Regions from separate parts of the Homo sapiens genome. Here region 1 is linked to region 2. Evidence: chromatin loops called from intact Hi-C (ENCODE). Cell type or tissue: K562. All regions are shown on one strand. Each heading gives the region's core, and the rest is flanking DNA. Links, peaks and the distances in the headings are about the cores only.

Region 1 (2,815 bases), core at 96-2,595, 63 kb before region 2:
GCTGGCTGTGATCACACTGCCGAGGAGCACGTAGGTGGTGAAGGTCACAAACACGATGATTTTGCTTGCACTGAAAAATGAAGCCAAATTCATCCCTCTGAGGCAGGAACTTCTCAGAATCTTGGAAATCTCCTTCCTGAAAGAGAGTACAGGTTTTTAAAAAAGCAGTGATGTCAACCAGATAAAGTGGCTCACGCCTGCAATCTCAGCACTTTGGGAGCTGAGGTGGATGAATTGTTTGAACCCAGGAGTTTGAGACCATCCTGGGCAACAACAACAAAAAAGTGCAAAGGTGAGAGGTGGCCAGGAACTACCCAAGAAATCATAAGAAGTATCATGTGCTGGAATGCAACAACTAATCAAATATTTAATCCAAAAGCCAAAAAAAAAATACATATTTTGTTTTTTGAGACAGAGTTTCACTCTTGTCGCCCAGGCAATGGTGCGATCTCAGCTCACTGCAACCTCCGCCTCCTGGTTCAAGCGATTCTCCTGCCTCAGCCTCTCAAGTAGCTAGGATTACAGGCATGTGCCACCACGCCCAGCAAATGTTTGTATTTTTAGTAGAGACAGGGTTTCACCATGTTGGCCAGGCTGGTCTCAAACTCCTGACCTCAGGTGATCCACCCGCCTCAGCCTCCCAAAGTTCTTGGATTACAGGCATGAGCCACTGCGCCCAGCCCCCTCCAAAATTTCTAATAAAACAAAGCACAACTAACAGTATTTCCATGCCTGTTTGGAATGAAAAATACTGATTCATATAGTTTGGTCCAATATAGATATGCCCAGTCTCTATAACTTGTCCATTTGGCTACATTAATATAAATTATAGTTTTATTTTAAACACCATTATTCTCAAATACTAACATCTTAGACTCATTGTTGGGATTTGGGATATTCAGAAACATTTGGAATTTCACTTTTGTATTAGTAAGAAGCATACATGCTTTCTGTTTAAGAACATGGTAAATGGAAGACCAAGTGAAAATAACGTTCTCTACCATTCTACTTAACCCAACTGCCAAGCGTGGGGACTGGGATGGATTGTACTGAACTTCCCATAATGTGAAAACATAGTAAAACTTCTAAAACCATCAACAAGAATAGCAAATAGAAAAATACAAAAATATGGTACAATGTATACAAAAACTTACTTTCTCAAATTGGTAATAAGATTTGAAAATGACTTTTCCCAGGCGTACATTTTTATTATCCTTATACCAGTTATAACTTCATTCATGGTCCTGATCCTGGCATCCGTGAAAGTTGCAGTTTTACTCCTAAGGGGAACCAGACACGGGAGATGAGCCTGAGCGATCACAGCCTGCCCTTATCAGCGGCAGGCACAGGCAGGGACCTGCATCACATGGTTCCCTACAGCGCTTTTGCTTCCGACAACACAGACAGGTCCTACTCAAAATACAAATAGAAAAAGACTTCGATTAGGAAGTCAACAATCTATACCAACTCAACAAGTATTTTGGAGAATTTGTAATATCTGCTGAGGAAGACATGAAAATGAGTCAGATGTCATCTGTCCCCTCGAGGAGCTCACAGGTGGGCAGGAAAGGCAGAAAGGCACCCGAGCCTGACGATAACACAGTGGTCAGAGAGTGCTAAAATGGGAATGAAGTGCTGGGGAGCAGAAAAGAAAGGGCTGTTTGTTAACTCCACCGGGAAAGAGGAGAGCAAAAAAAAAAAAAAAAGCTTCAGAGGACCAGGAGCATTTGAACGGGGCCTCAAAGGACAAGGACTATTTCTCCAGATGGCAAAGAGGGGAAGGTCCAAGTAGAAAATACACCATAAGCAAAAGCATAAAACAAAGAACTCAATGCACTTCCAACAGTGGCTCATCTCGATCCAGCTGACAACCTTGACAATGAACCATTTCCAATTCGTTGGAACCTGCTTCAAGTCTAATTTATTTTATCATCATTAATCTCTTGATCAAAAGCTGTATTTCTTTTTTTTTTTTTTTTTTTTTTTTTTTTTTGAGACAGAGTCTCACTCTGTCACCCAGGCTGGAGTGCAGTGGCATAATATCGGCTCACTGCAACCTCTGCCTCCTGGATTCAAGTGATTCTCGTGCCTGAGCCTCCCAAGTAGCTGGGATTACAGGCGTGTACCACCATGCCCAGCTAATTTTTTAAATTTAGTAGAGACGGAGTTTTGTCATGTTGGCCAGGCAGGTCTCAAACTCCTGGCCTCAAGTGATCCACCTGCCTTGGCCTCCCAAAGTGTTGGGATTACAGGCTTCAGCCACCACGACCAGCTAACAACCATATTCCTAACACATATGCTACTAGGACTGTGTGATTTTATAACTACATCATTAAAATTCACCTTGCCTTTGGGGAGCTTACAATTTAATGGAAATACTGAATTAAAAATAACACACATATATACACGTGAAAACAGCTCTAACACAAGCACGGTAAAGATGTATGCAGCTAGAATGGAGCCTATGAAACATTTCAATTTATCATTATTCATTATATGTTTAACTAACTTCTACATATGTGATTTCTGCTTAAGGACACTCTACTTATTGAGGCCACAGCGCCTGAAAAGCTGGCTGGGAGGAGCCAGTGAATGCCTTCACCTTTCTCCCTTGAAGATTTGCCTTCAGCATAAGGACAGAGGCCCCCTTGGCTGAGCCTGAAGAGCTGCAACATATGCAAGGAAGAGATAATAAAAGGCATTTAGTTTGTTTCTGAACAAAAGCATTGGGAAGACTGTGGATGTTACCAAATACATATGACATTTTTCACAGCAGTATTTCTCTTACCTCAGTGATGAGAACAACTTCCCAAAA
Region 2 (2,815 bases), core at 280-2,779:
AGATGTGCCAAAAAAAGTAACACTTCTAGGGCAGGAAATGAGTAGAAGGAGGGTTAAGATTGGCTGGGAATTGATCATTGTTGACAGACTGGTATTCAGGGGTTCATTACTGTTCCCTCTACTTTTGTACATGTTTGTAATTTTCTGTCATAAGAGAGGATAAAGGAAGGGAGGGAGGAAGACGACCAGAAAATCCACATTTGTATAGCTCTTCAACGTTGGGCATTTGATAGGCATTAGGTTTTCTCCATGAAAAGAGGGACAGTCACCCAACTATTAATATTGGTGTTATCTGTAGTTGGAAATTAAATTAATATATTTTGTTAGTATTTTCTCTAATCAACAATGACTGTGGGAAGGGGAAGAGAAAAAATGACTTTTTTCATCTTTTAATACAGTGATTTAAGAAAAGTAAATATTCCACATTACCAGGCTGTGAAAAAAAAAAAAAAAAAGAAAGAAAAGAAAAATAGGAAAGGAATAAGAAAAGGTGGGCGTAATAGTGACTGCTGAACTACAACCACAGCTTAGCTCACCTAATCCATTCCTTGGCCCATTTGTGGGTCTGACCCTTCCTTCTCCCATCATTCCTGGCACAGGGTTTGACTTTATTACCCACCTCCTTTGCAGTTTGGTGAGACCCTGTGGCACAGAAGAGAAAGGGAGGTCTACCAGCAGCAGCCCAGCGTCAACCAAGCACACAACAGGGGGCTGGCCAGGGCCCACGCATGAGATCTAGTAGAGATTCTGATACTAAGTCTGGGACAGAGCATGAGAACCTGTGTTTCTCCCCAGCCCCAGATGATGGCAATGCTACTGTCTGCAAACCACACTGAGTAGGGAAGCTACAGGCAGAGCCACCACGCATGAGTTTCTCTTCTTTCAGATGCCTCATAGATGGTGGCCAAATGGGCCGGGCACGGTGGCTCACGCCTGTAATCCCAGCACTTTGGGAGGCCGAGGCGAGACGATTATAAGGTCAGGAGATCGAGACTATCCTGGTTAACATGGTGAAACTCCATCTCTACTAAAAATACAAAAAATTAGCCTGGCATGGTGGCAGCCGCCTGTAGTCCCAGCTACTCGGGAGGCTGAGGCAGGAGAATGGCGTGAACCTGGGAGGCGGAGCTTGCAGTGAGCCGAGATCGCGCCACTGCACTCCAGCCTGGGGGACAGAGCCAGACTCCGTCTCAAAAAACAGATGGTGGTCAAATGATAAGCAGTGGAAAAATACACCCAAGACGACCCAAGAAATAGCCAGATGGCCTTTCTCTCTTGACCCATAACAAAGTTTAGCTCAGATCTATGATTAACTCCAGTTAGTGCAGCTAAATAATGAATACAGAGACAGCTGCCGACGGATTACATTAGTGTGCAATGTGATAGGGGCTGGCTGGGCTCTACCAAAAACATAATCTGCCACCCTGAGTCAGAGACAGGGCTGTAAACAATGAGATCTCCAAAGGCAGTCACTGCTGGCCTAGGAAGCAGAGGATAAGAAGGTCACACGCTGGCCTTTGGTTCGCAGAGGTCCCCGTCAGCTGTGCCATTCTTACAAAGAAGCCTACACAGAGGTTGTTTATTCTCTAAGGCCACAGCTATGATTAACAGATTATTACTCTATAAAACCACAGCAAGTATTTGCGTTACCTCAGCCCTCAATATCCTAGCAGTCCGGTATTTATGAATGTCACAATGTTTGTCCAAAAATTTCAGGAAGCGGAGAACTTGTACCAAACCTCAAGGATACGTTGAGACACTGATCTGTAATGGAACCTTCTTGGTTCCTTAGCTTTATGTTCCTTTTCTATTTATATAACAAACAGACATTGGTCCTAACAGAAACAGAGCACGCAGCGTGACATAGCTCTGCACGAAACTGGAAGGAGACAAGCAGGATTCCCTGGGCCTTTAATCACCATTAGCCAACAGCCTGGAAAACAGACGGGACTCAATCCAAAAAGCTCCTAACCACCCAAGAAGTCTGATCACATGCCTCTCCCCACCAACTTTAAGAAAAAGCCAGTTTGAACTCACAAAAAATCTAAATTATTGAATATACACAAAGAGGTGCAGGCTGATTAATCTCTAGTACCTGAGATAACTTCCTCAGAGGAAATGCTCCAGCATGTTCTTTAAGCACATATTTTTTTTTTTTTGAGACGAACTTTCGCTCTTGTTGCCCAGGCTGGGGTGCAATGGCACGATCTCGGCTCACTGCAACCTCCACCTCCTAGGTTCAAGTGATTCTCCTGCCTCAGCCTCCTGAGTAGCTGGGATTACAGGCACCCGCCAGCACACCCGGCTAATTTTTTGTATTTTTACTAGAGATAGCGTTTCACCACGTTGGCCAGGCTGGTCTCAAACTCCTGACCTCAGGTGATCCACTTGGCCTCCCAAAGTGTGGGATTACAGGTGTGAGCCAACACGCCAAGCCTCTTTGTGCACATAAAGTGTCTGTGGTAAAATGTGTTTACAACATTCTCTAAGCAATCTAATTTATACTGTTCATTTGCCCTAAAAAAACCTTTCACAGACAGAGAAAAAAGTACTTTCCAGCCCAGTTTCTGTTTAAATGACCACAAATTTCATATTCAAACATGAAATCTAAATTAATCCTGTGAATTAATCTAAATTAATTCAGTGGATTATAAACTCCACAAGGCCACAGATTGATTTTAGCATCTAGTACTAAACATGTGGGGCCGGGCACGGTGGCTCACGCCTGTAATCCCAGCACTTTGGGAGGCCAAGGCAGGTGGATCACCTGAGGTCAGGAGTTTGAGACCAGCCTGGCCAACATGGTGAAACCCTG

Evidence for each region. A loop is a pair of places that touch in the nucleus more often than their neighbours do. Peaks named below come from ENCODE experiments on the same cell type or tissue, not always from the same donor. Only the 100,000 strongest peaks of a DNase experiment are listed, where the experiment ranks them.
Region 1: it touches region 2 in a loop (4-fold over the local background); 12 of 110 quality-filtered maps call a loop at or near these places.

Annotation. Positions count from the first base shown.
Region 1 is chr13:95,206,646-95,209,460 of GRCh38, forward strand. ABCC4 (ATP binding cassette subfamily C member 4 (PEL blood group)) reads right to left here. Exons shown (of 31, transcript NM_005845.5): 6 at 2,789-2,815; 7 at 1,155-1,280; 8 at 1-136. Among named protein-coding and RNA genes, the nearest start is that of SNORD13G, 2.3 kb to the right of the region's middle. RefSeq lists an enhancer at 2,743-2,815. In K562, for the core only: no CTCF peak of the experiment used is centred there; a DNase peak (open chromatin) is centred at 1,356.
Region 2 is chr13:95,269,903-95,272,717 of GRCh38, forward strand. The region is part of intron 1 of ABCC4 (ATP binding cassette subfamily C member 4 (PEL blood group)); the gene reads right to left. Among named protein-coding and RNA genes, the nearest start is that of ABCC4, 30 kb to the right of the region's middle. In K562, for the core only: no CTCF peak of the experiment used is centred there; a DNase peak (open chromatin) is centred at 1,299.